2 separate regions of the Homo sapiens genome follow, and region 2 is linked to region 1. Evidence: chromatin loops called from intact Hi-C (ENCODE). Cell type or tissue: OCI-LY7. All regions are shown on one strand. Each heading gives the region's core, and the rest is flanking DNA. Links, peaks and the distances in the headings are about the cores only. Region 1 overlaps LRRC9 (leucine rich repeat containing 9). Region 2 has its middle 52 kb from the start of SIX6.

Region 1 (11,992 bases), core at 1,211-9,210:
GATTAGAGTTAGACAAAAGAGGTTCTTGCTGTGGGCCCAGAATTTAAGGGAGTACCCAAAAACCTTAAGTAATCAAGATAAATAATATTCCATGCAACATTTTTAAAATATCCAAATTAATGCAAAAAGTTCATTATGATAAATTTAAAAACCCCAAAATAACAAAATCTTAAGACCAGTGCTGTGCTGAGTCATGTAAGAGACTAAAACAAAAGGAAAAATGTGCACCCCTATATATATGCTTTCGTGTAATTTTAATAGTTATTTTTTTCCAGAACACCAAAGTGGTGAAAAATACTGAAAAATTGAAAAGTATGTGTGTTAAAAATTACATTATTTGAATTTTAAATATTTGTACTAAAATCAGTATTTATTTTAATTTTACTTTGGCTTTAATAGAGGCGAACTTATTAAAAAGATTTGAAAATCTGTTGCTTTGCTTATTTTCAATTGGGAGACTGCCCTATTTGAAGTGGTTAAGGTCGGCACTTGGTCAAGAGAAACTGGCTGACTGAATTTGCACCCAACTTGAAATCACATGTTTGGCATGTTTTTATGACATCTGGCCTGTTTATTACCTAGATTTCCACTTTGTTCATTTAAATTAGACATTTGTTTAATAGATCCCATTAAAACTTAACATCTGAATTCCGACTTTGCCTAGACCATGTTTTATTTTTATTTTGCTCTCTGACACATTGTTTTCCACAGTTGGAACGAGAACTGGCTGAACTCAAGGGCTCGGGCAAAGGGCACAGTGATGGATCCAATAACAGTAAAGTAACTGATCCTGAAACACTGAAGAGTTGTGAAACTGTCACTGAAGAACCAAGTCTTCAACAGAAGATATTGGCCAAACTAAATGCCTTGAATGAAAGGGTAACATTCTGGAACAAAAAACTAGATGAGTATGTTTAATTAATTATCTAGTTGTTCTGATCTGAAATGGAGAGAATCAGAATGTTTTGGGCCATCAGTTGACCCTAGTTCCCTTCTTCAGGAGTATGAACAATTACAGTATGAAGTAAAGCATGAAATATATTCTTAGTACTAGTTCCTAGTACATATAAGCATCATGGGATAAAAGCTGGCTTACAGTTTTTTGCAGAGGCAGTTCTTAATTAGGAACAGTAAGCTTCCCCCCAGTGGATTCCTGTCCTATCACTGCTCTAGTGTCTGCAAACTAAAAACAATAGAGCCTCTGCTGGTGGATAAACTCACCAAATAGATGAGACCTGGCAAAGCCCAAACACAGTAGAAACAAGTTCAGGCTCAGTTATCAATTAGAAATGTAAAGCAAGAAGGCTTAGCAAGGACTGTGAATTTTTTTATTTACTAAGGCACTAAGTGGATAAATTAGTGTGCCCTGTGATAATGCTAACAATAATAGTAACATATATTGGGTTTTTACTTTGTGCCAGACTCTGTGCTAAGATCTGTACATGTATTTTGTATGTAACTCTCAAAACAACCATTTTAGGAATAAGGACTACGAATATTGCCATTTTACTGAGAAAACTGAGGCATAAAAAGTCCAAGTGACATGTCTGAGATCTGAAAGCTGTAAGTGGTAGAGCAAGGATAGTCTTCTAGCCTTCACATATTCTGAGAGCAGCAAAATTAAAGGTGATTTTAATTGCCAAAAATAGAATGTCTTTGACATGGTTTAACTGTTAACACCAAGCTTTCTTTATCCATTGAAAGGAAGCCTTGTGTTTTAACATCAGTTAAAAAAAATCTATCATAAGTTTTAATGTTGCGATTTTTAGATCATTCTAATAGCTGTATGTATTTTTCTCTCCAATAGAATTGAAGCAATTTATCATATTGAAGTAAAACAAAAGAAGAAAAGTCATGGCTTATTGATCCCACTTTTGTTAATTGAGTTAGAGACTGTGGGAAATTTCCATTTTGAAGAAGGCACTCGATCTGATGACTGGTAAATCTGTTAGAAATTTAGTATAGCTTTAAAAATAACTTAAGTACTTAGGATCATCAACCAGAATATCAACTTATAAAATCTTAAAATGTCCCATTTTTGAAACATTTCTCATGCAGAATATTCATCTATTGAAAATTGGCAGGCATCTATTGAAAACTGAAAATTACCTACTTTCCGCCTATACATTTCTGTTTATGCCATTACCGTGAGCCAACCTTGAAGACATCCTAATGGTTTATCATTGCTCTTTACCCAATTTTTCTTAGCCCAAGAGCAGAATATAATTTAGAAAAAAAAATTTATAATCAAGTTTTAATTTTTAAAATATGTTTATACTGTTTGTTTCCTGACTGGATATAGTGCATGATTCTGAATATTGGTTGAGAAACTGGAAGAGAGCAGGAATGCCAAAGCAGGATTGGCAACAGCAGGTTGCCAACATGGGAGGAGACTGTCTAGCAAATCTTCTGTAGGTCTGTGGTCAGAGTGGAACCCACTGTTTAGAGATAGCTACAGTCAGGGTGCACACGAACACTACATGTTAGCATAAAGTATATGCTTATACCAGGAATTCAGGTCAAAAGCTTGTATCAACAAAAATGGAGAGACACCAGAATCAAGCAGAAAGCAGACAGCCAGGCTTTAGAACCAAGGCCTACTAGTAGATACTAGGAAGTGGTTGTGTTGCTTCAATTAGAGGGGCACAATTTCAAATTACCCTTAAAAAAAGTCTTGAAGAAAAATATTGTTAAGTATCACTTTCACATTTCTGAGTCATTTTTTCAGAACTGAAGAGCCTGTGAAACAGAGAAAGATTGCTCTAGAGCCACACAATAGGAACTGGGTACATGGAAATACACCAGGAGACATGTCAAACTATAGAATGGACTTGGCACATAACCCTGGAGCATGATTTTACTTGAAGTCAATGTCAAAATAAATACTAATTTTTATAGTGTAGAATGTAAAACTTACACTAACTTTTTAGAAAAAAAAACTGTTATTGTTATGGGTTACTTTAAACCAAGTCCCCTGATTTCTATTAGACATGGCTTTTTTCTCACCTCTGTGAGTAAAAGCTTCTCAAAGGTCTTGGGAGAACTCTGATGGAAAAGTGTAAGAAGCTCTTCGCAAGGGAAAAAGAGGCCTTTGAAAATACTTTCCTTTGTATTAGTACATCCATTTGCCCAGCAGTTACTACTGTTTGCTTAACCACATTTTTTGATTTTTATATACAAAGATATAAAAGGTGTTCATCCAGCTCCCATGTAAACAAGTAAAGGCCTTGATTTTTCAAGTGCAAAAACTGAATGGTGTGTCTCTACTGGGTGCACATTTATATTCACTCAACCTAAACAGGATTTTTTTTTTTTGAGATAGAGTCTCGCTGTGTCCCCGAGACTGGAGTGCAGTGGCCCGATCTCAGCTCGCTGCAACCTCTGCCTCCCAGGTTCAAGCGATTCTCCTGCCTCAGACTCCCGAGTAGCTAAGATTATAGGTGCATGCCACCACACCCACTAATTTTTGTATTTTTAGTGGAGACGGGGTTTTGCCATGTTGGCCAGGCTGGTCTCAAACTCCTGGCCTCAAGTGATCTTCCCACCTCGGCCTCCCAAAGTGCTGAGATCACAGGCATGAGCCACTGTGCCCAGCTCCAAACAGGATTTTTAAAAATTATTTGTTTCTTTTTAAATTATTGCAGAGGAAACTCTTTGCAACAAGTGGATTAGTGAAAAAAAAAAAAATGTAAAAGCAAAATGACCAAAAAGCCATTTAGATAACTATGTCAGCCTGATAGTAAATTAGATAGCTTTGATGGATTTTGATTAGCATTAACCTGTTTACTTGGTTTTAATAAGAGTAACTTTGATTTGTTTTAAGGAATATATCAAATATATGTTAGCAGAATTTAAAGTACTGTTTTTTAGTTTTAGCATACTGCAAGCTTGGCTACTTTTCCTCTGATCTTTTATGTATGTTAAGAAATAACTACTAAGTGCTTTAAATTGCTATGCTACATTTCTAGTTGTTTTATTTAAACACTGACTTCTCCTATTAATATTTTTAAGGCTAAGGATTCAGTATTTAAATAAAAAGTATTTCAGTAGAACTAGGACTGAAAGATTTTCTGTTAAAATTATCTTTATGTCTTTAACAACAACAAAACACTGCATGTTTCTAATTGTATGTCATTATCTCTTAGCTTCATTTCTTTTATGAAATAAAATTATTATATTTTCCAGTTTACAAAAATCTTATTTTATAGAGACATGCTAGTTGAGTGGATTGTTGCTACTATACCTTTATTATTATAGATTTGTATTATTTACCGATGTGTTGCCAATTGAGTTACCCATTGACATCATACAACATTTATCAAGTAGGGACTTCAAAGCATAAAAGATGCTGTCCTTGTGCCTGAGAAGCTGTCAGCCTGGTCATAGATACAGTGTATTTACAACTAAAAAAAAAAAAACACCTTTAAAATACGACAAAACAATATATAAGTGACTCTGTAAGTTCCTTTGGGGAAGATATGATGTTTTGTGTCTTATAAGACATAACATCTAGCATGGGACTGGATTAATAGCCCAGTACATATTTACTAGTTGAAGCTTCCATATCACTTTATAGATACACAACAGTTTTGCTTTGGTGTATATAATGACTTTCAGTAATTAATCTGCCTCTTTATAAAGATTTCATGCTATACTATCTCAAGGAGCTACATAAGCAGAAACTTTCTGTTTTACAGGGCTTTGAAACTGTTGATTTAAGTCAGTAAGCCTGTAAAAGTATTTATTAAACCTTTATATAGGATTATAAAGTATATTTTAATAGATTACATTAAGCTTCAAACATTTAAAAACGTGTGTAGCCTACATTTGCTAAATGAGCACATTATTGTATATTAACAAAATGTGTAGGCATCTTTCTGTGTAACTGAATATATTAGTCATTGATATATATCATTGTGAATGTTTATACCTTCAAGTACCACTGAATGAATGAGGGTAAGGTACACAGTTCAGCTGACTCTAAAGGATTTGAACAGGAGTTATGATTAGTTTAGAGACCATACAGTGGAGAATATTGAATCCTCTACTGTAGGTGAAGAGTCTGAATGTAATTTGGAAGGTAACAAATGGCTGCAAAGGCTTTTGTTTTGTTTTATTGGCAGACTCTTCACCTACAGTAAAGGATCAGTGTTCTCCACTGTATAGTTTTAGACTATCATAACTTCTGTTCAACTCTTTTAAAGTCAGCTGAACTGTGTACCGCACTGCTCTTGAAGCAAACGCAGTACTCCACCACATAAGTGGTTTTGTTTGTTCTGTTTCCTTCACCCAGAATGCTTTTGCATACCTCACACTTACTTCATCATTGCTCAGCTGCTGAATTCCTGGGCAACATAAAATCTCCATGAAAAAATCACACTTCATAGCTCCTGCCTTCCTGGGGAACCAGCCTAGGAGCTAGGTATTGTTTATTCATTCCTTCCACCCATTCATGAGACGCCTCAAGCCCAATATCCCCTATATAGCAAAAACTTTATCTAAAACGCCTACAGCCCTAGTTTCTATCAGAGTGCAGAAAGCTTCCAGGACATGTTACTTAGGGGAAATTTGACAGATTTAGGCCCAGCAAATGATCCCTCTATAGGAGGGGCAGTAGCTTCCCCACCTCAGATGCTAATGTGGCTGTTTTGTAGGTACTCTAAACTGGTTAGCAGGCATCATGCTTGATTGCAACACTATTCATATCTGTCTCCTCTACCAGACTGCGAGCTCCTCTGGGATTAGTTTGGTTTAGGCAGCTCTCCTTTCAACTCTAAGGGAGAAGTAATTTATAAGATCCTGGCTGCATTGATTAAGTATTTGCTTGTGAGAAATATAGATGCCCTAAGTTAGGAGCTCAGCTATTAGGCTCAAGGAGAGACTACCCATCAGGAAGCTCACCTCTGTGACCTTAGCTCACACCCATTTCAGACCCTGGTTGATTATGTAGGTGAGGACCTAGATCTTTCATTAAAGGCAAATGTATTCCTTATAAGACCATTTACTTCCTTCTCAAAATGATCCGTTTTTCAATCTCATCTTAATCTAGGTTCTGTGCTAGACAGGACCGGAATTTTATGCGTATGGCCAGGTGAGGGCAGCAGAGAGCAAACAAGCACTTCAGTGTTATTTTCACACAGCTGGCCCCTGCTCCTCCTCCTCCAATTTTCAGATCAAATATCTTAACGTCTCTGAAAGGTCGTCCCCAAGGCCCTATCTTAAGTAGGTCCCCTTTGCATTCCTTACCCCAAGCTTCTCTTCAGAGCCTTTTTCAGTTTAGAAATTTTATTTCTGGCTTTACTTGTTTAGGCTTCATTAGAGCAGACAATGCCTCTTTCACATCCGTATTCATTGTCAGGAAGTTATTTCAGTAGTCCAATGAGAGATCGTGGTGATTTGGATTAGGATGGTAACAGTGGTGATGATGAAACACGATCACATTCAGGATGGATTTTAGATGTAGAGCCAGGCGGACTTGCTAAAGAATTAGATACTGGGGCCGGGCGCGGTGGCTCACGCCTGTAATCCCAGCACTGGGAGGCCGAGGTGGGCGGATCACGAGGTCAGGAGATTGAGACCATCCTGGCTAACACGGTGAAACCCCGTCTGTATTAAAAACACAAAAAATTAGCCGGGCGTGATGGCGGGCGCCTGTAGTCCCAGCTACTCGGGAAGCTGAGGCAGGAGAATGGCGTGAACCCGGGAGGCGGAGATTGCAGTGAGTGGAGATGGCGCCCCTGCACTCTAGCCTGGGCGACAGAGCGAGACTCCGCCTCAAAAAAAAAAAAAAAAAAAAAAAAAAAAAAAAAAAAAAGATACTGGTGAGGAAGAAAGGAGAGGATTATTCCTACGGTTTTGACTTAAGCTATCAGTTAAATGGTGGTGCCATATACTGAGATGGAAAATACTCAGAGGAGCAGGTTTGGGGTGCAGTGTTAGTTATGTTAGGTTGGAGTCACCTGTTTAACATGCAGATGGACATACCAAGTAGGTAGTTGGATATTCAAGTCTGGGTATAACCAGCTAAGTTGAGTAGAGATCAAGACTAGAAATAAAATGTTGTAATTTATCAGGATGTATATAAAGCCAAGGAACCACGTGAAATCATCTAGGGAGAGTGTTCGTGGAAGCAAGAGGAAGGCCAAAGGCTGATCCCTGGGCAGTTCAACATCTAAAAGTCTGTCTGAGAAGACCCAGCAAGAAAACTATGAAAGAGCAGCCAATAAGAGGAAGGCGTATGAAGTTTCCCTGAAGCTAAGAAAGTGTTTCAGAAAGTGAAGATTGCTCAACCAACCTGTCTTCCAGGCAGAACAAATGTGCAATAAATGAATAAATAAACGGAGCCACTATATGATTACTGTATCTTTAGCAAAAGACACAAAATATGAGCTATAACTTTTATCACGTAGTTTTCTGTTCTTAAACATTTTAAGGAAAATCTATTATTTTCTTCATGTATATTCTGTATGTATTCCCACATAGGTTTAATTTCTGCTATGAATTAATTCTGTCACGTTTTTGTGCCTGGGACTTCAGAACATACGGTATTACAGGAGTAAAAGTAAAACGCATCATTAAAGTTAACAACCGTATTCTGAGACTAAAATTCGAAGAGAAATTTCAAAAGTTTTTGGAGAATGAAGATATGCATGATTCAGAGTAAGAAGCTGAATTCTTTATGGAACAACTTTACAAAAGTGTGACTGTATTTGTAAAATTTCTATTTTAAAAGTTTACAGCATTAAAAATATACATATACCTTGTTAGTAAATGTTTCCTTTTTATGCATCTCCCATGGCCAGGATGACCTCATAATTTATCCACATTGAGCCTGTTTTTGAGGTTGAAGGCAGGGGAGCTATTAATAATGACACTAGAACATTGCATGTCAATGACAAATATCCCTGGCAGGACATATGGTTATCTTATCTATGGCTAAGCTTTTGTGAAATCAATCCTCAAACTTTTTCTGTTTCAATTATTCTTAAGGAGCTACCGAAGGATGCTGGAATGCCTTTTTTATGTTTTTGATCCTGAAGTTTCAGTGAAGAAAAAGCATCTTCTACAAATACTTGAAAAAGGATTCAAAGACAGTGAAACAAGCAAGGTAGCATAAAATGTCATTTAGAATAATGCTTTCTTCCTAGCAAGTGGAGCTCTGCCGCTGGTTAAGCATGATTTCCCAATCCTTTTATCCATATTTATAGTAAATTTCTACTGCTGTTTCACAAAAAGCTTAGTGTTATCATGGAAAGTATAGCATCTTTCCTCTTTGGATTATACCAAAGTAAGCCCATTAATTACTACTGCCTGACCCTACGTAATCCTTCTAGGCATCTTATTTTTATGTTGTGTTCCTTTTGTTGATGGTTTTGAAATCTGCTTTTTAAATTGGTTATAAATCTTTAATCTTTTGTAAACTCTCCAGTCTTCACCTTGAAGCAATTCAGTCACTTAACTCCACTGTACTTTCTAGCTATTGCTTTCCTTTTACTGCTACCATTTCTTTATTCTCTACTTCACTATCTCCATCTTGCTGCTGATCTTGCTTTATCATTGGTCACTTCTGATGCCCCAAGTATCCAACTAATCTTTCTCAGACCTCCACCATCTTGACAAGGCAGCTGTAGCACACTGGTGTAGAGCAGCGCTTCCCAACCTTTTTCACATCATGACACACATAAAATGATAATATTCCTGCATTTGGATCCCGATTTCACTCCTCACCAGCTATGTGACTTCACCTCTCTGTTAATCTGTTTCTTCCTATCTGTAAAATGAAGATAATAATAATATCTATTTTGCAGAGTTGTTGTTAGGATTTAGTGAGATAATGCATTAAAAATTTCTTGGATATTGGTACACCAGTGTTCATGACATCACTATTCAAATAGCCAAAAAAACTAGAAACAATGCAAATATGCATCAACAGATGAATGGATAAACAAAAGTGGAATATACATACAATGGAATGCTATTCAGCCATAAAAAGAAATGAAATTCCGAAACTTCCTACAACATGGAAGAACCTTGGAAACATTATGCTAGAGAAATAATAAGCCAGACAAAAATGGAAAAATATTGTATGATTCCATGTATGTGAAGTACCTAGAATAGGAAAATTCAGAGACAGAAAGTAGAATAGAGGTTACCAAAGGCTCTGGGAGAGGAGGAGGTAGGGAGTTACTGTTTAATGGGTACAGAGTTTCAGTCTGGAATAATGAAAAAGTTCTGGAAATGGATGGTGGCGATGGTTGCACAACAACGTGAATGTACCTAATGCCACTGAATTGTATGCTGGAAAATGGCTAAAATGGTACATTCTATCTTATGTATATTTTGCCACAATAAAAATATCACCTCCCCAAAAAAGCATTCCATCCACTCAGTGGAGAATGGGTTGGTGGGAGTAGAAGCAGATGACAAGGCACTATGTAGGGGAGCTATTGCAGCAGCTCAGGCCATAGAGGTTGGTACTGTCACTGCAGGGTGGTGGTGAGAGTGCCCTCATTGTACTTTATGGAGAAGTAAGAAGGAGGTGAGGAATTCAGGGTTTTACAAGGCAGAGTGAATTGCTCACATTCGGTCCAGAGAACTATGAACCATTATCGGGAGAGGGTAAGGGAAGGATGAGGCTAACACTTCTGTGTTTTCCACCTACCAGCCCTGTGCTGAGTACTTTATCTTCTGCATCTCCTAAAAGAGATGAACCACCTCCTTTAATTCTCCCACAGCTCTCTGTGCTGCTCTGTCCAAAAGAGTAGCCACCACCCACATGTAACTATTAAGCATTTGAAATGTGGCTAGTCCAAATTGAGTATGCTGAAAGTTTAAAACAAGCACCAGTTTTTAAAGACTGAGTATGGAAAAAAAACACTATAATTTTTATATTAGGTACATGTTGACATGGTAGTATTTTGGACGTATTAGATTAAATAAGATATTTTATTAAGATTTGCCAAAAAAAGATCTCTTGGACCAATGCCTGGCATCAAGAAAGTTTTTGATATTTTATTTTGATATTTTGATATTTTATTTTGAAAGTTTTAAATATTTTTATTTTTGAATTTTTACAATTGTCTGAAACATTTGACACTATTGGTTGCCTTCTTCTTTTTGAAACTCTCCTTTGGCATCCATGATATTACACTATTGTTATCCTCCTATTTTTCTGATTGTTATTCGCTTCCTTTTTGTTCCCCATTTTGCTTCTAAACATGGGAATACCACAGGTTAAAGTCTCCTGATCTTCCCTTTTTTCTTCACACACCATCAATTACTGTCATTGTTAAGATCCTAGAAATGGAAGAAACATCAGTGTGTAGCATGTAAAAGATCAGATGAGCTACATTTCTGTGCTATGATGTGTACATAATGGGTCAGGATAAATATTTATGTTCCGCATTGTTTAAGAGATGGGCTCTGATTTAAAAGACAGCCGTGTAAGCAGTTTAGAAGAGAGGTTTGGCTAAGGTTGGCAGTATCTACAGGCAGAGGGCTGGCCATAGTGGGGAAGAAGAAACTATTTGACTAGCAAACATATCTAAGGTTAAGTCCACTTTTCTAGTTGGAAGAGGAAGGATCTCTTTCTATCAATTCAGGATGAAGTGTTCAGTAGTAAGGGTGGGAGAGTACGTAAGTAAATCTGCTCACATAGCTTGAGTTCATTCCCTACCGAATATTGTTTGTAATCAAGGACTTGGTCAATAAACGCAAAGAGTATCACGTATTCACTTATGGTTTCTCCAAAATGTACATCTTCAGTTAGGCTATCTCTTCCTCTCTGCTCTGCCACCTACAGCTGCCATTCCTGCATGGTTAATATACTTTATTCTCTTATATAGTGTGTCTAAAACCAGCCTTTTAAAACTGTTAAGTTCAGGGTTACATGTGTAGGTTTGTTATTAGGTAAACTTGTGTCATGGGTGTATGTTGTACAGATTATTTTGTCACCCAGGTATTAAGCCTAGTACCCATTAGTTATTTTTGCAGCTCCTCTCCTTCTTCCCACCCCCTCCCTCCAGTAGGCCCCAGTATCTGTTGTTCCTCTTTATGTGTTCATGTGTTCTCATCATTTAGCTCCCACTTATTAGTGAGAAAATGTAGTATTTTGGGTTTCTGTTCCTGTGTTAGTTTGCTAAGGACAATGGCTTCCAACTCCATCCATGTTCCTGGAAAGGCTGCATAGTATTCCATGGTGTACATGTACCACATTTTCTTTATCCAGTCTAAGCATGTAGGTTGATTCTATGTCTTTGCTGTTGTGAATAGTTTGCAATGAACCTATGTATGCACGTGTCTTTATGATAGAACGATTTATATTCCTTTAGGTATATACCCAGAAATGGGATTGCTGGGTCAAATGGTAGTTCTGTTTTTAGGTCTTTGAGGAATCATCACACTGTTCTTCACAATGGTTGAACCAATTTACACTTCCATCAACAGTGTATAAGCATTCCTTTTTCTCCACAACCTTGTCAGCCTCTGTTATTTTTTGACTTTTTAATAATAGCCATTCTGACTGGTATAAGATGGTGTCTCATTGTGGTTTTGATTTGCATTTCTCTAATGATCAGTGATGATGAGCTTTTTTTCTTATGCTTATTGGCCACATGTATGTCTTCTTTTGCAAAGTGTCTGTTCATATCCTTTGCCCACTTTTTAATGGGGTGATTTTTTTTTGTAAATGTGTTTAATTTCCTTATAGATCTGGATATTAGACCTTTGTTGGATGCACAGTTTGCAGAATTTTTCTCCCATTCTGTAGATTGTCTGTTTACTCTGTTGTTTCTTTTGCTATTCAGAAGCTCTTAAATTTAATTAGATCCCATTTGTCAATTTTTGCTTTTGTTGCAATTGCTTTCAATGTCTTCATCATGTAGTATTTGCCCATTCCTACGTCCAGAATGGTATTGCCTATGTTGTGTGAGGGTTTCGATAGTTTTGGGTTTTACATTTAAGTCCTTACATTTAACTCCAACTTGAGTTGATT
Region 2 (11,992 bases), core at 2,292-10,291, 600 kb after region 1:
AAGGGGAGTGGGGGGCTGGTGGCAAAAATGAGGATGGTTAATAGGTACAAAAAAAAAATAAAATGAATAAGACCTAATATTAATATTTTATAGCACAATAAGGTGACTATAGACAATAATAATTGTACATTATAAAATAACTAAAAAAGTGTAATTGAATTATTTGTAACACGAAGGATAAATGCCTGAGGGGATAGACATCCCATTCTCCATGATGTGATAACTTCACGTTGCATGCCTGTATCAAGACATCTCATGTACCCCATAAATATATATATGTACTATGTACCCACAAAAGTTTAAAAAATAATTTAAGTATGGTATATACATACAATGGAATACTATTCAGCCTTAGAAAGGGATGAAATTCTCATATGTGCTACAACATGGATGAACCTTGAAGACATTATGGTAAGTGAAATAAGCCAGACACAAAAGGACAAATACTGTATTATTTCACTTATATGAGGCATCTAGAAGAGTCAAATTCATGGAGACAAAAAGTAGGATAGAGGTACCAGAAACTGGGGAGAAAGGGAAATGTGGAGTTATTGTTTAACAGACACAAAGTTTCCACTTGGGACAAAGAAAACATTCTTGAGATGAATAATGGTAACGGCTGCACAATAATGTAAGTGCACTTAATACTTAAAATAGTAAGTTTTGTGTTATGTGTATTTTATCACATTAAAGAAATATTATGCCTACAACTTCTAGTATAATAGAAAGAGGCCGAGTTTGAAGATAAGAGGAAGTTAAGAGTCCTAGTTCTGGTACTTGCAGGCTGTGTAATTTGGGGAAAGTCATTTAGCCTCTCAAAGGATCAGTTTTCTCATGTCTAAAATGGGACCGAAGGGATGCAGAAAAAAGTTCTAAGAGGGAAGTTTATAGCAATAAACACCAAAATCAAAAAAGAAGAAAGATCTCAAATAACATAGTATTACACCTCACTAAATTAGAAAAAGAACAAACTAAACCCAAAGTTAGTAGAAAGAAGGAAATATTAAAGAGCAAAGCAGAAATAAATGGAATAGACACCAGAAAAATAGTAGGAAAAAAACAATAAAACTAAGAGTGGCTTTTTTAAAAGATAAACAAAATTCAAAAAAGAGAAGACTCAAATAAATTCAATCAGAAGAAATGAAATAGGAGACATTACAACTGATACCATGAAAATACAAAGGATCATAAAAGATGACTGTGAACAATTATACACCAACAAATTGGATAATCTAGAAGAAATGGATAAGTTCCTAGACACACAACCTACCAAGACTGAATCATGAAAAAATAGAAAATCTGAACAGACCAATAACAAGTAAGGGCTTTAAATCAGTAATAAAAATATCCTATCAAAGAAAAGCCCAGAATCTGATGGCTTCACTGCTGAATTCTACCCAGCAATTAAAGGATTAAAGCAATTCTCAAACTCTTCTAAAAAATTGAAGAAGAAAGAATAAAATGAAACAATAATCACTAGTTTGCGTGGTTGTTCTGAGATTTAGAGATAATACATGTAAACACCTAACATAATATCTGGTCTCCAGTGAGTGCCATTAAATGGTATTCTTATGCACATTTCAGCCTGGCATGGTGGCTCATGCCCATAATCCCAGCACTTTGGGAGGTCAAGGTGGGTGGATCACTTGAGCCCAGGAGTTCCAGACCTGCCTGGGCAATATGAAGAAACCTCATCTCTACAAAATTACAAAACTTAGCCAGGTCTGGTTGCACACACCTGTGGTCCTAGCTACTCGAGAGGCTGAGGTGGGAGGATCGCTTGAGCCCAGAAAGTTGAGGCTGCTGTGAGCTATGTTCAGGCTACTGCACTCTAGCCTGAACGACAGAATGAGACCCTGTCTCAAAAAAAAAAAAAAAAAAAAATACACATTTCAATTCAAAGAATAATACATGTAAAGAACAAATTCACTTTTCAAAATTTGAAATTATATACATAAATTATGTAGGTCACTCTTACCAATAACTGTTTGCTAAAGAGAAATTGTTTAATACCAAAATACTTTATTCTAAGCTTTGCTTTCACCATCAATTCTAACTTGGTCATAAATCACAGCAATAAAGGCTGCCTCCATGTGAGTCTGAATGTCTAAGCTCCAAGAGCCAAAAGATGATTTTGTTTTTCATCTACCTTTGGGTTCCAGCTTACAAATATTTTCATTAAACATCTAATGACTTTGCAATGAAGTTACTATTTCTCTGTTCAGTGCCCAATTTAAAGCTAAACAAGTGGAAAGATTTAATATAATTTAATATAATTATTGCCTCATAAAATATCTAGGGTTGGAATTAATCCCTAAATTACCTGTACGTATACATAACTTTAGGAAGACACACTAAGTAAAAAGCAATTCCTTTTGTGCTGTTTTGTAAGGTTGAAGGCAGAAAAACAGCTTCTGTTCAGAGGAGGCCCCCAGTGAATTAAGGTTAAAAGGATTTGCCCTTGCAGGACCCCAGGTCTCTAATTGGGGCCTTCAATTCCTGTAATCCAGAAGGATTGAGACCAGACGCTTCTAGATTATTGCCAAAGCCCACAGGTGACTCAAAAGGAAAAAACAATTAGTGCCCCAAAAACCCTTCAGATAGAAAAGAGGTATTTAATGAAACCTGAAGCAGGCCCAGCCAGGGCAAGCTTCTTAGTGAATATTCAGCCATTAGCAAAAGGGAAGAAAATCTATTTATTTCCCTGTTCAGTTTTAATTTCACTAAATATCTGAGGTTTTTCTTTCTAGGGTACATTAATTTGCTACTTTAAAGGGACTACAAGGGTGATTATATCCATATTTAAGATTCTTTGCAATGCCACAATCTTTAATAGTAATAAAAATAAAACATATCATATAAAGAATTCAAATTCTATACATTTTTATTCTTGTAACACATAAGCCTGTGTGAAGAATCTAAAATCTTACAAACCCATTAAACTGCAAGAATAATTCAAGCAGGAAAGATTAGTATGGAAGGAAGGTTCTAGAAGCTAGGCTCCAAATGTACAGTGGTTCTCAACCTGGGCTGCACACTGGAATCACATGAGGAATTTTTTAAAATACCAATGCCCTCTACCCACCCATGAAGATTGTGACATAATCGGTCTGGGGGCAGCCTGGACATTAAGGATTTTAAAATCTCACCAGGTGATTCTAAAGTGCATCTAAGGCTGAGAATGACCTCTTTAAAGAAAAGTCAACAGGAGTATCGAAGACAATCATCTATTCCATTCAGGACCAGCTGCATGATTTTCAGGGCCCAGTGCAAAATGAAAATATGGGTCCCCTTGTTTCAAAATTACTAAGAATTCAAGATGACGAGAGGCAAGCATTAAACCAAGCGTGGGGTTCCTCTAAGCACAGGGCCCTGTCTGAGTGTCCAAGTCACAGGCCCATGAAACTGGCCTTGATTCCATTCTTTACTAAACCAAACTTTTATTTTTTAGGAACTAGTTTCTTTGGAATGGTGAGGAAATATGTCATCTTCTCAATGTGGTATTCACTGTGTCTCTAGGATCCCACAAGTAACTAATCTCTGAGCAATATCATTGTCTATTTAAACAGCCTGATTTGCCTTGAAAGCTCCCTCACTCTGTCAAGATGAATAAAAGGCAGAACTATAGAACGATTTTATAGAGACAATTGGGAATTTCACTTCGTAACCTCATCTACAATAAAAAAAAACTTACCTATGAAATATTAACTCTGAACGAAGGCTTCTTGGTCTAGAAAATAAAACATCTGGACGCAGCTGCTCATGGCTATATTCCCAACACTGGGAGGCCAAGGTGGGTGAATCGCCCTGGGCAATAGAGTAAGATCCCGGTCTCTACAAAAAATGCAAAAATTAGCTAGATGTGGTGAAGCATGCCTATAGTCCTAGCTACTCAGGAGGCTGAGGTGGGAGGATCACACGATCCAACCACTGCACTCCAGCCTGGGCGACAGAGTAAAACCTTGTCTCAAAAATAAATAAATAAACACAACAAACAAAAATCTTTGAGTCTGGAATAGTCTCTTTTAAAAACTCACTAATTCTCACATCTCTGCCCCATGCATCTGGCAATTATCACACTACAAATTTTATTAGCCAACATCTACAGTAAAGATTCAAACTTCTAAGCCTCCATTTGTTTAACAAATTGTTCTTATCTATTTACCAAAAGATATAATATCTGTTTACCAGTATGTATAGTTCTTATCTATTTACCAATATTTGTAGTATATTAAATATTACTATAATTTCTGGGAAAACCTGATAATCAAATATGTAGGAACTCCCTAATTGCAAATTTTGTCACTCTAGTCTTTTCAGGTTAAAGGATCACTTTTTTCTCTCTTTCACATTATACAATGTTAGGAGAGCCCCCTGCTGTCCAAAGTAAAATTCTAATTTCAGAAAATTTAAATAAATGGAGCACAATGCCTGCCCTCTCCTCACCCAGTTTATCCTCTTAGTATCACTGCTCTTGGAACTAATAGGGGAAGATTTAAGATTAGAGAGAATTAGAAAAAAGCTGTGAAAAACAGGCTTTGACTTGGGAGGGAAAAAAAAGTCAGACTCCTAGTTAGATAGATCTCAGATGCCCAATCACCCCAACACACACACACACACACACACACACACACACACACACACACAGACACACACGCTTCAGCCTCTACCCAACATTTCTAACCCTTCACTTCTCATTTGCATTTTGCAATGCTCCACTGTCTGAGATCCGTTAGGTTGAAATGAACCAGAAACTCAGGGGATGAGAGCCCAGCAATCTGTGTTTTAATAAGCCCACCAGAGGATTCTGATGCATGCCAAAGTTTGAGAAACACTAATTTACAACATTACCTCTTCTGATGAAATGAGAGATTTCATTTCAGAGGCACACAATCTAAATGTTCATAAGTGACTCAAGGAGTTTGTTACAAATCCAGATAGATTTGCAGGCCCCACCTCACCCTCAGATATTTTGATTCAGTAAGTCTACAGTAGGATCCAGAAATCTGTATTGAACAAGCACCACCGGTGATTCCAATGCAAGTTAATGGAAGGACCATACTTCCTAAGTCACTAATATAGTGAGTGGGGTGGGTAATTCTAGAGCATGGAGCACATTAGGAATATGTTAGACTTGAGTGGGAAACCACAAGGTGGGAAGCATTAAAGATAGCATGGGAGTCCTGGTTCCTTGGGAGAAGGGTGCAGAAAAGGAAGCTGGCACTGGCCAAATATAAATTGTTCTTGTTTTAAAATATTTTGCCTGGGTTTTGTTCTGCTTCATAAAAACAAAAGACCCTACTTCCTTCTCATCTCTATTACTGCATGGCTCCTTTCTACAGGCCCCAGAAATCAGGCTACAGTTATTGTGAAAGTCATTATGGTTTAATTGAACTTTTGTTGACTAGTCAGAGAAACTAACCATCATATATGATCATTTTTATGGGAATGTGTTCCTATAGAACAAATATTTAAAAGAAACTTTTGGAACATAACCCTTTTATAAGTTGGGAATTGGCTGATTTTATTTAATTTTTCATAATTTTGTCTTGAACTTATGGATATGCCAAATAGTGAGTAGGGAAGAGTTTTACCGTGAGTGGCTGCCAAATTAAAGTTTAATTTGATTTAAACTTTAGAATATGTAATCACTGATATATATAACCCTAAGTCTTACTGAGTATATAGTAGTCTTTTTATTGCTTGCTGTCCCACAATATACAATAAATGGCAGCTGCATACATTAATGTACAGAGTATGCATTATATATCTATATCAATACTGAATACATCACACATGCACAATGTATTATATAACTGTCTCATATGCATATATTACAGGTACTTTATATAATATAGAATGCATATGTATAACCAATTTAGGAACAAGCAGTATCATGAGATGTTACGTGGCAGTACACTCTGTTTTTAAGAGTTTGGCCCTGAAGAGATTAGAAATATATGAACATTGAGTCCAATTATTCACACAACTATTCAAAACAGTATTTTGGGGAAAAACATATGTTCAAAACCTCTCCTCAAAGAATATCCCAAAACTTCAGTGCTAAATGAAACCACGATCAAATGCTAGATTCTGAACAGCAAATATGGTCTGTGGATTCCAAAGTGGATCAGATAAGAGTGGACCAAGCTAAAGCCACTCCCTCACCTGCCCTGCAAAAAACAATTTAAAGCAACTTTATCTCCAAAGGGGGAAAAAATCATATTATTCTAAAACAGCAACCCAAAATGATTAGCCTGAAATACTTCCTCTATGTGCCCCATGTAGAACTCTGATTTTTTACCTCCTCTTATAAACCTGCTTCCCACAATACTTCCAAGGAAGCAGATAAGAAAAGAGCCCTCCACTAACTAGGCTGAGCTTTCTCTGTTTAGGGAGAAGGTGGGTGTTGCTCAATAGGAAGAAACCCTATATTCCTGATTTACCTGGCCAACCCAACCCATCCTCCCCTGGGGATGTTTCTGGCAACCCCTTTCTTCTTGGACTGCATCCAGCTAATACCCCATGTGAGAAACAACTGCCACTTTACGCTGATCACACTCCTTAGCATTCCCAACTTAAGTTCTGTTATGAGTGTTAAGGGTCCCCAGGTGGATATTTTACCATGGAATCTGCATTTTTTTCCCTTGGTCTTTTGAAACATCCATAAACACCTAATAACTTTTCTTACCAGAAATACTGCAGCAATTGTTTAAAAAAAAAAAAAAGCCAGCAACCTCTAATGCAATTTAGCGCTTTGGGACATCCCTCTTCTGCCTCCATTGCACCCTTCCAAATACAGCCCTTCAACAGCTAAGGCTATGCCAAAAGTTTGTCGGGCCAACCAAACAAAACAAAAACTCAGGGCATTTAGGTAGTAAATACCATATTTCTCAAGAACACTCCCAGGAAAGCCTTGATAACTTTCAGCAAAAGCAAAAGCACTCCCTTGTAAGATGAAAATGAATAGTGATTCAGAGATGAAGTAGATCTTTTCATTCCAAAAGTAGATGTAACTGGGAATTAAAAGCCCTCTAAGGCCAAGGAGGGTAAAGCCCAAGAACTCAGCTTTTCAGCACAAGCAAAAGATGACCATCTCCACTGCCTCCAAGTGGCGGTTAGTTCTTGCTGCAGAGCACCAGCACCACCTCGTGTGCAAAAGCGTTTTCTTTTGTTTCCTCGAGAACCACTAGAAGCCTACAGTCTCTGCATTCTGAATCACAGTCTTTACCAGATTTTCAGAAGAGGCTGCAGGCAGAGAAAGCCCAAAAAGACTGTTCCTGCCTCTGGCCAGAAGGTGAAATCTTGGGAATTATCTGTAAGCACTATGTCCAGTATAGTCTTTAGCACGTTGTAACTATTTGTTTACTCACTTGACACCCCACTGACCCTGAACTCACAGAAAGAAGAGACTTTCTTCTATCTTTTTATTCCCAGAGTATCCCAGCCCTTGGCACAGAGTTGGCACATGGTAGAGATTTAACAAATACCTGATATATGAAAAGGATTCAGTAGAATTTTTAGGTGGGAAAACAAATTAGATCTAACATCAATACCAAACATCTTCCTCCAAATAGCTCTGCAGATTACATTGTAAAATTTACCTTTAGAATTTGATCAAATACAAGAAATGAAACCAACTTTGAGACACAAAAGTGCATTGATGTGTCTGGAAATTTCAATGAAAAATTAAGTGATTTCTAATTGACTTGCCTGAAGGATGAATTATGAAAGCGAGCATTTCTGAAAATAGGTAACAAAGCCCTAATACTCAAACTTGCCAGAATTATCCTACAAATTCTCATACACCTAAATACATGTCATATATTAGTACAGCTTTAGAAATAATTTGGGCAATCTTATGATAATAAAACAATCTAAGAGCACTTATAACTACTCAGCTTCTTTCTAGGAGTCCTATGTAATGCTCTAACATTCAGAAAGTAAGTAAAACTGAATTATTAAAAGCCACCCAATGTGGAGTTTTGCCTGATACAACAAAAAAATTACAGCCAATTCACGCACACCCTTCATCTGTCAAGAACCACAGCAGTGAATTCAGCAAGCCAAGAAAACTTTAATAAAATTACACAGGCCTCAGCATCCAAGAGCAGTCTCTCCATCCAAAACTTACAAATTCCAAGGCCAGAGAACAGTGTGACTAATCCTAACGAAAATAAAAACCAGCTGCCTGAAGCACTGTAATAAGTATATATAAAAATTTAAGAACAATGTGATTTAAGTAGGGATAGAACAAGGCACAGAACATAATAGTAAAGAGAGGTCAGTCTGAGAATAACTCCAACCTACTTCTGACTCTCAAAGTTCTGCTTTAACAACAGTTCAGAGAAAACGCTCTCTGATGTAGTGATTTCTGACCAAAAAATTTTCAAAGGTAACAATCATTCCTATTGGGATTCAATAATAAAAATCATGTAGGTGCCATCATTATAAAGCCCTGAATACTGAAACAGCTACACCAAAGTCCTGGGGGAAAAGTGAATATATTTCATCATGGATGAAAATCACAGTTTTCATCTGTTTAACACACTCTTTAGTCCATAAAGTATATGAGATTTTTATGGTGGCCCTCTGTGCTTCTAACATAATTATGATTTTCCTTTTTAAAGGTGCCAATTAAATCTTAGAAAATAGGTGTCATTTTAGAGTTTCAAGAGGAAGAAAATAAAAAGGAAATATTAAGTCTTAGAAAACAGTTGTGTCTGAAAACTTAATTTTTTTGTAATGGGCGTTTATACAGTTCACACTGAGACTTTTTATACATTCACAATGAGATATCACAGTGAAAAAAGGCAGTACTAAGATACCTGGTAATACCAGCAATGCCAACCTAAAATAAATACTCAGAGTTCCAACAACAACTGTGGGGAAACTTTGTGTCTATTTTCTTTTAATATTTGCAAATTGAGGGCACACTAGAAATGCTAAGGTGCTACGTGGACATTTGTGTTTGTTAATTGTCAGAGCAGCCCCAAGAATTACAGTGAAATAACTAACCCCCTCCTTTCTCAGATGAGGAGGGCAGGATACAGGGAATTCAGAATACCTTATTAGGATCACACCAGGCACGACTGAAACTGGCAGGTGGAGAGCCTGCGTTTCAGTCAAGTTGAGGGTCTTTCATGTAGCTGGCACTCTGCTAGGCACTGTGATATGAAAACAGAATGCCACAATCCCTGCCCACAAGCCTTGGAATCTAATCGGGAAGAAAAGATACGCTTATTAAACATGTATGAGCCAGGGGGCATGATACACACTTACAAAGCACTTCCAATCTCTTGTGTCTCTGAAGGTACAGCTGCACTTCGTCACCACCATCAGAATTAAATGGGACTGATTGTCCAGATGAAACAGCACAACTGAAAGTTGAGGCATTTACATGGTTCCTGATTAAACCCGCTGAAGAGCAAAGAAATTCCTTCAGCACTCAATGGGTTTCAGGGAATAAGGATATTCTCTAACTCCATGGTTCCTAAATGTGTGTACATAAGGAACCATAAGGGTTCTATTAATGTCTACTAAGAGATTGCTGTAGGCTAGGCCTGTGTTAAGCTCATTACATATATTACCTCATTTAATCCTCATTACAAACAAGAAACTGAGAGTTAACTTGCCCAAAGTCACTGCTAGGAAATGGTGGCAACAGGACTAGAAGACAAGCCTTAGACCCCAGACCCCATGTTCACAGTGCAGTGGGTCTCCACCCTGGCTGTACATTGTACATTTGTATCACCTAGGGAGCTTAAAAAAAAAAAAACTTGGCTGGGTATGGTGGCTCATGCCTGTAATCCCAACAGTTTAAGAGGCCAAGGTGGGAGAATCGCTTTAGCCAGGAGTTCGAGACCAGTCTAGGCAACAAAGTAAGACTGCCCCCAACCCCCATCTCTAAAAAAAATAGAAAAAATTAGCTGGGTGTGGTGGCATACACCTGTAGTCCCAGCTACTCAGGAGGCTGAGGTGGGAAGACTGCTTGAGCCCAGAAGGTTGAAGCTGCAGTGAGCCATGATCGTGCCACTGCAATCCAACCTGGGCGAGACAGCAAGACTCTGTCTCAAAAAAAAAAAAAAAAGTGCCAATTTCTACACCAAACCCAAAGAATCAGAATCTCTGGGAATAAAGCCAGAGTACTGGCTATTGTTTTTAAGTACTTCCCCGGGGACTTCCAATGTGCAGCCAGCTCTGAAACCACAGCTATTTCATGCACTCAGAGACTCTGAAATAGGGTCTGGCTAATTAAACAATCAGCCCAGGTGATTCTAATACACGGGGTCCATAGTCACAGTCTGAGAAAAACTCATCTAGGGCAGTGGCTCGCAAACTCTAGCATGCATCAAAATTACCCGGAAGGCTTACTGAACCAGTTTGCTGGGCCAACCTCCAGAATTCCTGATTCAGGATGTAAAGGGTAGGGCCTAAAATATGCATTTCTAATAAATCCCCAGGTGATCTTGATGATGCTGGTACCGGGAGACCACACTTTGAGAATCACTTTGATTTTCTGAAAAATCACAGAGGGAAAAGACAGGTAGATAAATGATTATTTGAGTATCTATGTAGGTATCTCTATTACACATTTATAGGAATTTGTTTATTCTTTCTCTTTTTTTTTTTTTTTTTTTTTGAGACAGAGTTTTGTTCTGGTCACCCAGGCTGAAGTACAATGGCTCAATCTTGGCTCACTGCGACCTCCACCTCCTGGGTTCAAGTGATTCTCCTGCCTTAGCCTCTGGAGTAGTGGAGATTACAGATGTGTGCCACCACGCCCAGCTAATTTTTGTATTCTTAGTAGAGATGGGGTTTCATCATGTTGGCCGGGCTGGTCTCGAACTCCTGATCTCAGGTGATCCACTCGCCTTGGCCTCCCAAAGTGTTGGGATTACAGGCGTGAGCCACCCCGCCCAGCCTATTCTCTTCTTTGATAAACATGTATAGGTTTCCCCAGTGTATCAACCACTATACTAAACTCCGGGATTTGAATATGTATCCTGCTCTCAAGGAGTTTATAGCCCAGAATCATAACTACATGTTGTGACTAAAGAAAATAAGAGTCCATGAGAACCCAAAGAAGGGAATGCCTGGCGGGGGGTGAATGACTCATCCGTGTAATCCCAGGACTTTGGGAGGCTGAGGTTGGGGGGAAATCACTTGAGGCCAGGAGTTCAAGACCAGCCTTGGAAACATAGTGAGACCCTGTCTCTATAAAAAATAAAAATAAAAATAAAATTAGCTGGGCATAGTGGTACCTGTAGTCCTAGCTACTCAGGATGCTGAGGCAGGAGAATCACTTCAGCCCAGGCGTTTGAGGCTACAGTGAGCTATGATTGCACTGCTGCTCTCCAGCCTGGGTGACAAAGTGAGACCCTGTCCCTAAAAAAAAGCAGGGGACAGTACTCAACTCTGCACAAAAATAGGGAGAGTTAAAGACTTACTTCATAGTGGCAGTAATGCTTGAGTTGAATGTTAAAAGTGAAGTAGATGTTGCCTGGGTTGACAGGATGAGGAAGGACATCTTAGGTTGCCTTGGAAATGTCAAGCCATAAAAAGGCAGGTACATGGGATCCAAGGTGGGGTGAAGTGAAATTTACAGCTGAGCAGAGAAGTGACCACGCAGGATGGTGAAAGAAGTTCAGGCTTTATCCTGCAGATAATGGAGAGTGCTTGCATGGTTTTAAGGTGGGGAGTAACACAATCAGATTTTCACTTTAGAATACCTACTCAAGTAGTAGTGTGGAAAAGAGAGAAATGAGGACAATATCTGAGTCAGGGTGACAAGTTAGGAGAGAGTTCAGGCAAGAGAAGATTAGGTGTGAGCTAAGGCAGTATTAGTGAATGTAAAGGAAAAAAAATGGACATGTTAGATTTTGTGGAGGTAAAATCAACAACAGAATGTAAAGTTTATAATGACTCCTGAGTTTCTAGCTTGGGTGACCAGTGGACCATGAAGCTTTCACAAAGATAGAAAAAACAGGAG

The links. Peaks named below come from ENCODE experiments on the same cell type or tissue, not always from the same donor. Only the 100,000 strongest peaks of a DNase experiment are listed, where the experiment ranks them.
Region 2: it touches region 1 in a loop (5-fold over the local background); 14 of 110 quality-filtered maps call a loop at or near these places.

Annotation. Positions count from the first base shown.
Region 1 is chr14:59,959,107-59,971,098 of GRCh38, forward strand. LRRC9 (leucine rich repeat containing 9) reads left to right here. Exons shown (of 33, transcript NM_001395648.1): 9 at 712-908; 10 at 1,808-1,939; 11 at 7,483-7,659; 12 at 7,990-8,107. PCNX4-DT (PCNX4 divergent transcript) reads right to left here. Exons shown (of 5, transcript XR_943918.4): 5 at 9,987-10,296. Among named protein-coding and RNA genes, the nearest start is that of LRRC9, 45 kb to the left of the region's middle. RefSeq lists an enhancer at 6,181-6,240. In OCI-LY7, for the core only: CTCF peaks have their summits at 6,087 (motif pointing right) and 6,313; DNase peaks (open chromatin) are centred at 6,105 and 6,365; H3K4me3 peaks cover 1,430 bases; H3K27ac peaks cover 1,130 bases.
Region 2 is chr14:60,555,198-60,567,189 of GRCh38, forward strand. No RefSeq gene overlaps it. Among named protein-coding and RNA genes, the nearest start is that of SIX6, 52 kb to the left of the region's middle. In OCI-LY7, for the core only: CTCF peaks have their summits at 4,382 (motif pointing left), 4,592, 7,145 (motif pointing left) and 7,345; DNase peaks (open chromatin) are centred at 4,394, 4,704, 7,144 and 10,214; H3K4me3 peaks cover 897 bases; H3K27ac peaks cover 1,432 bases.